2 separate regions of the Homo sapiens genome follow, and region 2 is linked to region 1. A link is a contact called in ENCODE Hi-C data. All regions are on one chromosome and are shown on one strand. Each heading gives the region's core, a stretch centred on a gene start or an enhancer-like site at or near the end of the contact. The rest is flanking DNA. Distances are from core to core; before and after follow the strand shown.

Region 1 (3,742 bases), core at 333-2,832:
CCATTGCATGTATAAACTGAAAGGGCAGTCCAGCTTCCTGTCATTCTAGGCAGCAGCCTGGGCATTCTGTCTTTAGCTGTCAGGGTGGGGGCTGTGAATCAGAGGGAAGGGTGATAAAAGGAATGGTATACACATGAGGGGCCAAGGGTGGAGCAGAGGGAGCATGGAGTTACCGGCTGGCCCAAAGTCCCCAGAAACCTCCATCAGGCTCTTCCTTTCTGGCAGGGTGGCCTTCAAAGGAGGACTCAGAACCCAGGGACCACTGCATTTCCCAGGCCCTGAGCCCCAGTGTGGGAATCACATCCTCCAAACCCACAGTGCCCCTCAAATTCCTATTCAGGTAAGAAGGCAAAAAGTAACAGCCTTCCAAGCCTACGTGGACCCAGCATCGGTTTTTCTGGTTTCCCCTGCGTCAGAGGTATGGAGGTCTATGTTCCTAGGCAGCTGCACTCCTAAAAGTTCAGTTTTCCATCCCTCCCTTAACACTACTGACATAAACCCCAGACTCAGTCCAGGCACGGGGGCCCTGGGTCGGGACTGCTGGCTGGATGGGAGGATGCACCAAGGTTACCCTGCCCCTGGGATGAGCTGGGGGGACAGCAGGAGACAGTGGAGGGCAAAGGGAAGGAGGAGGAGTGGAATGAAGACTGGAGCTCGCGTGTCTCCATGTTCCCCCAGTAGAAGGGCTCAGCTCTGGCACAGAAGGATGGGCATGTCCCTGAACTGCTTTCAAGAAAGCTAGTGCTTTCTGCAAGAGGAAAAATGAGCATACCAATGGTCTATTACACAAACACAATGCCCACCACAGAGTTCATGGGTCCAAACCAATGCAGATCCAAAGGCAAACCACCAATGCTGCTCCCTGGTCATTCCTAAATCATCTGCTTGACTCAGTGAAGATGGAGTCAAAAGTGAAACCACAGTCTCAGGTGAAACCTAACTCTGGAGGTAGGGAGGGAGACGCCCCAAAGCCCAGCTCCCCCACCTCCCCCAGGCAGAGCTGGTGACCACTTCCTTCAGCCACTGGGAAGTAACTAACAGATGCAGTATCCTACCAGGCACCACACTCACAAGACGGCATGGCTGCTCTCGCTGGGAGAAGCACGTTCCTGTTCCCAAGAGCTCCTCCAGAGACATGCCCCAGCCTCTTGCAGCACAGCCTCTGCTCCTCCCTGGAGGGAGAGCACAGCATCTCAAAGGAGAGAGCATTTCAACAAGTCAAACACTCTCCCCAGAGCAGAGCACAGCCCAAGGGGGGCACCAGGAAGCCCAGGGTGCTTCCTGAACTAATCTCTGAGTGGCAGTTCTCCCCAGTACCTGGGCACACACCTGGTCCACACACATGGACTGGGCACACCCTGTGGCGTGATGTAGTTCCACTTCCCTAATAGAATGGAGGGAGGCTGGGCCAGACAGAGGGTAGATTTGAATCCAAAGCCAACTGCAAGCCCACTTTCTCTCCTTCCTCTTTGGCTGGCCCAGCTGGTAGCTGCACCTATGGTGCTATTCCAGCCTCATTCTGCTATCAGGACCTCTGTCTGCCAGACTCAAGAACAGTGAGTAGCAGGAGGAGGAAGGAGGAGAAAGGAGGGAGGAGAGAGGAGGAAGGAGGGTAAGAGGGAGGGAGGGACTCGGGAGAAGAGGTGGAGGAGGAAGTTTCACAGTCTAGTGCATTCCCATCAGATCAGAGAGAGGGGAACATGTGCAACTTCCCTTTTCAAGCGTTTCTCTGCCCCCCATTTTGTTTTGGTTCCTTCCCCTCTGGCCTGGGGATGGCGCGGCTAGTGGGCTATGCAGGGGCAGGCGCCCAGGTACCCAGCCAACTGGGCTCTCGCCCGGCTCCATCTCAGGCCTGGCACGCTCCCTCAGGCCGTTACCCAACATGCCCTTCTCCTTGTCAGGGAGGCCGCGCCCTCTTGTTTTCAAAGTTTTATAACAGTATTGTTTGTTGTCCAGCAGATTAAATTCTTTGGAGGCTGGGGAGTGGGGGGAGGGTGAGTGAGAGAGAGGAGGGAAAAGAGAGGAGAGAAAATACAAATAACTTCTATTAGGCCCAAAATATTAAATGAGTTCGCTTAACACAAAGTTCACCTGTCTTGAGAGAGGCTAGTGGCCAGGAGCCTGCGTTCCCTTCTCTGTCTGTGCCTGACCTCTCTGACCCCCTTCTCACCTAGCAAGGGATGTACGGTCTCAAACTTCCAATACCACTCCTCGGGTCAAGCTGAAAAGCAGTACCAGCTAATAAGGCTGGAAGATGCATGTGTGAGCACCACCCTCCAGGCAGGACACATGACATAGCGTTGGGCAGGTCCCTGCAAGAACACCCTTGACTCTCGTCTCAGGCGTCTGGCCGAAACAGTCCAGGGCTATTGGGGGAAGGGCATCTGTAGGCAGCTGCTGGAGCCCTTGTCTCAGAGATGGCTTGTCCCTGCCGTGAACCAGTGGTTTGTTTACACTTGAAATCAAAGTCACATATTCATTGATGCCAATGACACTGGAAGAACTGTACCCCAAGGAAATAACACAACTGCATAAATAAATATTCACGTAGACCTAAGGAATAAGAGTGGGAAATAGTAATGAAAAGAGACAAAAAGTCATTATAAAATAAGCATGATCTTACGGACAGGGCCCATTTCAGCATCCTCAGCCTTTCAGGCCTGTTGATGCTAAATCTGTAGGTGGTGATGACACACAAAAAATATGATTTTCCATATTTAATACAACTCTCATTTAGCCATTAACTGATTTATTTCAGACTGTGGGTTACCGCTAAATAGTAGGCCTATTTGAACACATCCCTTTGCCTTTAGTATAGCAGGCAATGTCTGTGGCTCCCAGAGTTGTGGGCCTGCCCTGGGATGTTCCTCTCCCACCTCCTACCTTCTTCCCAGCAAACCATGTCTGGCCTTGCGTCCTCTACACGGCCCTCCTCCCTCCCCACCATAGGATTAGAGCAGCTCAGCACTCTTTCCTGGAAAAGATGAGGGACAACATGCCTTTCTCTTTTTTTATATGCAAATAACACCAGTTCCTATAAGATCAGTGCCAGAAGTTCTCTCTGCAAAGGGAAACAAGGTCAAAGTTCCAGATTCGATGACCACATTGGTGTACCCTGCCCATGCATCCCCTCAATTGCATCCAGCTTGGGCCTGTCTTGAAGACAGATGGGAAAGATGGAGAGAAATGCCTGCTCTAGATCCTGGCACCCAAACCTCATGCTGTTCCAGGGACTGTCTCAAAGTGCCACAGACTTGGGACTGGGAGGATCCTGTGGAGGACACCGAGTCTCCTACCTCAAATAAAGAGGCTTCATCTTTCCTCAGGAACCCTCAGCAGAGGTGATGCACAGTTCTCCCAGAAGTCTAGCCCAAATCACTCTCCTTGCTGCAAGTTCTGCCCACTCTCTTTTCCATCCTTCAAGTGGACAGAATGAACTGGATCCAACATGACAAATCTTCACACATGAAGCTACAGAAGGCTTTATCCACTAAAACAATTCCGCTGTGGATTCCCCATCACAGGGTTTCAGTATGAGCCAAGGATGCATTCAGGAAATACCAAAGGACAGACATTTAGAGACACATATGCATGCTGCCCCTGTCCAACCTCAACTGTCCTAAAGGAATACCCCCAGAAAAAGCCTAAACCATCATGGCTAAATCCGCTGTAAATAAAGATAAACCATTATTTCCTCCTTCATACAAGTTCTGGGTCTATTTAAACAAAGGTCACTCAAGAG
Region 2 (3,592 bases), core at 693-3,192, 410 kb after region 1:
CTCAGAGTAGTCAATGATGAGCAGCTTGTTGACATTGTTGGTGAGGGTGAGCACTTCGCTGCAGGGCTGCACGATGAGGGGCGGGTAACAAGACTTGTTGTCCTCTTCTGGCCCTGTCTTATGAGCCACCTGGATGGTCAGGTTGCCTGTCAGCTTATAGACCCGGTTGATGGCCCCCACATAGACGGCCCCCGTCCCTTGGTGGACGGTCAAGTGGTTGAAGGTCCAGTCACGATTCTCAGAGTGGAAGGTGCTGAACTGAGGCATGCCGGCTGCTGGGGGGGCCAGCAGCACCCAGACCACTGAGAGCAGGACCACAGAGCGGCTGTCCACCTCCAGGGCCCGGGGCCAGGGCCGCCTCTGTTCCATGCTGAGAGGGGCGGCGGTGAGGAGACGGCTCCTGTGTGTGCTCATCTGCTCCACCTTCCCCGGTTGGCCCTCACATGATTCTGCAAAACACAAGGCAGAGTGGTCAGACCAAAAATAATTTCCGGGAGGAGCAAAGAGGCTGGCCTGACCCAGGGTCCCCATCCTGGTTTAGCTCTGTGAGTCTCCTCCTTCTGCATTTTGGTTTTTCTATTTTTAACATACTTTCTCCCTCTTAGGAATGTTCAGGGAATCCTGTTATCTATTTTGGTCTCTAGCCTTTATGCTATAAAATACTTGCTTTTTTTAAAATTTTATTTTACAAAGCATCTCTATTTCTGGCCCCTTAAGCCATCGTTTTCATCTCCCAGAGAGGTTAAAAGGCTGTTGAAGTTCACCCAGCCAGTCAATTTGATATTAGGACTAAACCCAGTCTTCCCTATCCTACCGGCACGTCTTATCCCAGCCCAGTGGAAGTCGCTCCTGTTTTTTGAAAGCTTGTTAGGCAGGCCCTCCCCCAGGCTCTCCAGGTCAACTGCTCCCAGAGTCTGATATTGCACACAAAATTCCTTCCTATTTTAGACTTCCATCACCTCACTCCGCTGCATCTCTTCACTTTCTCATGCTCTGTTATCCACAGAGAGGCAAGGAGCTGGTCACCCTGAGTGAGAGTGCCCTGCTCTGCCCTCAGCCCTTTCTTCTCCAGCAAGAAGAACCCCTGATCACTAGCTGTTAGAACAGCTGTTAGAACTTGTTAGGAAAGGGAAAAATGTTGTAGCCAACAAGACTGGGATTCCCACATGTGCCATTCCGGAGCCGGAAAAGCCCTCGGGAGACAGGCAGATCTCTTGAGATTCCCCCATCCTTCTCAAGGTGGACGCCCAGCTGCTGCCAGGTAGCCAGGTCCTCGGGAAATTGCTTCAACCTCTGCCTCTCTGCAGGCAGAGCACATGGGAAGCCAGGACACACAGAGAACCAGTCTCCTTGCTAGGGGTTACTGGCTGGCTGAGTCCAGCTTCAGCCACCTGGGGCAGGGGTACCAGATTTGGGAGAATGTGGGGAGCAGCAAAGGGTGGTGAGGTGAGATTCAGTCTCATTTCAGGCACTGCTGGGGCCTCCTGACTGTTTCAGCATCCATGAAATCACCAGCGGGCCTCAGTGGGCCATGCTCGAAGCCCAGTCTCTAGCCCTGACTCCTTTACTCTTCCCCCTGCCTCCTGACTCCCAGGCTTTAAGGCTCCTCCACTTCCAGAGCCTTGGTGCTTATTCTTCCCTGTTCCAAGGAAGCTGCCCAGAGGGGCAAGGTGGGGCTCCTGAGGACAGCCTGTAGCCAGGGGCAGTCTGGGCCAGGGGCAGGAAGTCAGAGAGCAGAGCCTGGAGGTCAGAGAGCAGGACCTGGAGGTCAGAGAGCAGGGCCTGTTCCATCACTATCATGGTACTGTCCTGACTTATGGAGAGGGACAGTGGGAAGTGACTGCGGCACCAGGAGAAGGCAGCGAGCTGTCCGGCAGAGAAAGCTTTTCTCAGCTGGAAGATCATCCAGCAACCTTCTCAGGCAAGTCCAGACAGAACTCTGGGCACATAAGGTGGCAGGGATGGAAACACCCGAAGGATGGAGAGTTTGCTCCAAGGCAGCTTAGGAGAGGCCTTTCTCCCTCAACTCCCCATTCTGGCTGGATTGGGTTATAATTAGAACAGACACCACTTAGAGAATCCCCTAGAGTTTCTTTAGGAACGACCCTTCCTCTTGTTCAGTTCTGCATCCTCGGCCTGGCAGCCACCGTGGTGCCACAGTAGGTCCCACCTAACTCCCTCCTCCAACCCGACTCCCCCAGGGTGTTCGGGGTGACTCATGAGGCCCTGGGCTTCCTTGGAAAGAGGAAGGCAACACCGGCATGAGACTCAGGCTGACCTCAGCTACTCCGACACAGCCCTTCCGGCCCCAGGCGCACACCGGCAAAGCCTCCCAACAGACAGGGCTTTCAGTTTGGAAACCAGAGGTTATTTTTAGCTATGTCCTGAGGCCGGTAGCAGGACGTGAATTCCTGAAGAGGAGCTGTGGAAAGGAAATAACAGAATCCTTAAATTCTCCAGCTGGATGGGGAATTGCAAGAGGCCATTCTCTGCCCCTGTCGCTGGGAAGAAAATCTCCTTGGGTTCCAGGTGGAGAGTGGTTCCTCCTTGAGGAGCCGCGAGGGGAGGAAGGGGGTTCTGGTAGCAGAGATAACATGGAAGGACTTAGTATGCGGTTAAGATCAGCCACCTCACCTCCCTGCTTGGTATCCTCCCAAGACACAGTTTGAATAGTGAGTGGCTTTTGTTGTTGTTAGACAGAATCTGGGAACAAATTTGGGATTTGAGGCAAGTCAAGTCTCATGTCCCTTTCTGGTAGAATGGGAATAACTACAGTATGTACCTTTCAAGTTGTCATGACAGTAAATGAGACAATATAGAGACCAACCTCTTAGCATGGTTGCAGGCACACAGTGAGCACTTAACTTATGTTAGTTTTTGTTATTATTATTATTATTGAGACAGAGTCTTGCTCTGTCGCCCAGGCTGGAGTGCAGTGGTATGATCTCAGCTCATTGAGACCTCCGCCTCCCTGGTTCAAGCGATTCTGCTGCCTCAGCCTCCACAGTAGATGGGACTACAGGCACGTGCCACCACACCCGCCTAATTTTTTTTTTTTTTTTGTATTTTTAGTAAAGACAGGGTTTCACCATGTTGGTCACACTGCTCTCAATCTCCTGACCTCGTGATCCACCTGCCTTGGCCTCCCAAAGTGCTGGGATTACAGGCGTGAGCCACTGCACCTGGCCTGTTATTGTCTTTGAAGACTCCACAGGAGATGGCACTTCTGAAATCCTGCCACAGCTCTTGACTTCTCTTTTTGCTTATATTCTTCCTTTCCCACCCACAATGAGATGAACACTGTGGGTGTGCCTTTGATCCCTAGGCCTCCCCGACCCAGTGACAGAGCTCAGTCTGGGAAGCATGTGGCAAGGGGAAAGAAATAGATCCAAGGTGATCTTCTTTGTCATACTACTGCACAAGTCCCAATATAGCCTCTCCGCAGACTGCAGGAAGGCTGGTGGAAACACAGGATCCTGAGAGTTAGACTGAGAATGAGAAACGTCCTGATGTCTAGAAGGCATGAGGTCACAGGGCAGGAAGAAAGGTGGGAGACTCAGGAACCCTGGGTTCACATTCTGCCTGTGTGACT

What was found. A loop is a pair of places that touch in the nucleus more often than their neighbours do.
Region 2: a loop to region 1 is called in a map of tibial artery, with 3 times the contacts of the local background. The contact joins two enhancer-like sites. A Hi-C loop is called at or near these places in 3 of 168 maps with a recorded cell type or tissue (aorta, gastrocnemius medialis and tibial artery).

The regions. Positions count from the first base shown.
Region 1 is chr1:207,806,194-207,809,935 of GRCh38, forward strand. All of the region lies in intron 4 of MIR29B2CHG (MIR29B2 and MIR29C host gene), which reads right to left. Among named protein-coding and RNA genes, the nearest start is that of MIR29B2, 5.5 kb to the left of the region's middle. RefSeq lists an enhancer at 1-673. Within about 2 kb of position 1,583, at least 25 of the 41 ENCODE cell types and tissues checked have a DNase peak (open chromatin) inside an H3K27ac peak, as active enhancers do; they include gastrocnemius medialis and tibial artery, where a contact is called at or near this core.
Region 2 is chr1:208,217,554-208,221,145 of GRCh38, forward strand. It overlaps PLXNA2 (plexin A2), which reads right to left. Exons shown (of 32, transcript NM_025179.4): 2 at 1-449. The coding sequence starts at 369. The region is part of intron 3 of LOC105372884 (a long non-coding RNA gene); the gene reads left to right. Among named protein-coding and RNA genes, the nearest start is that of PLXNA2, 25 kb to the right of the region's middle. RefSeq lists an enhancer at 2,111-2,405. Within about 2 kb of position 1,943, at least 21 of the 41 ENCODE cell types and tissues checked have a DNase peak (open chromatin) inside an H3K27ac peak, as active enhancers do; they include gastrocnemius medialis and tibial artery, where a contact is called at or near this core.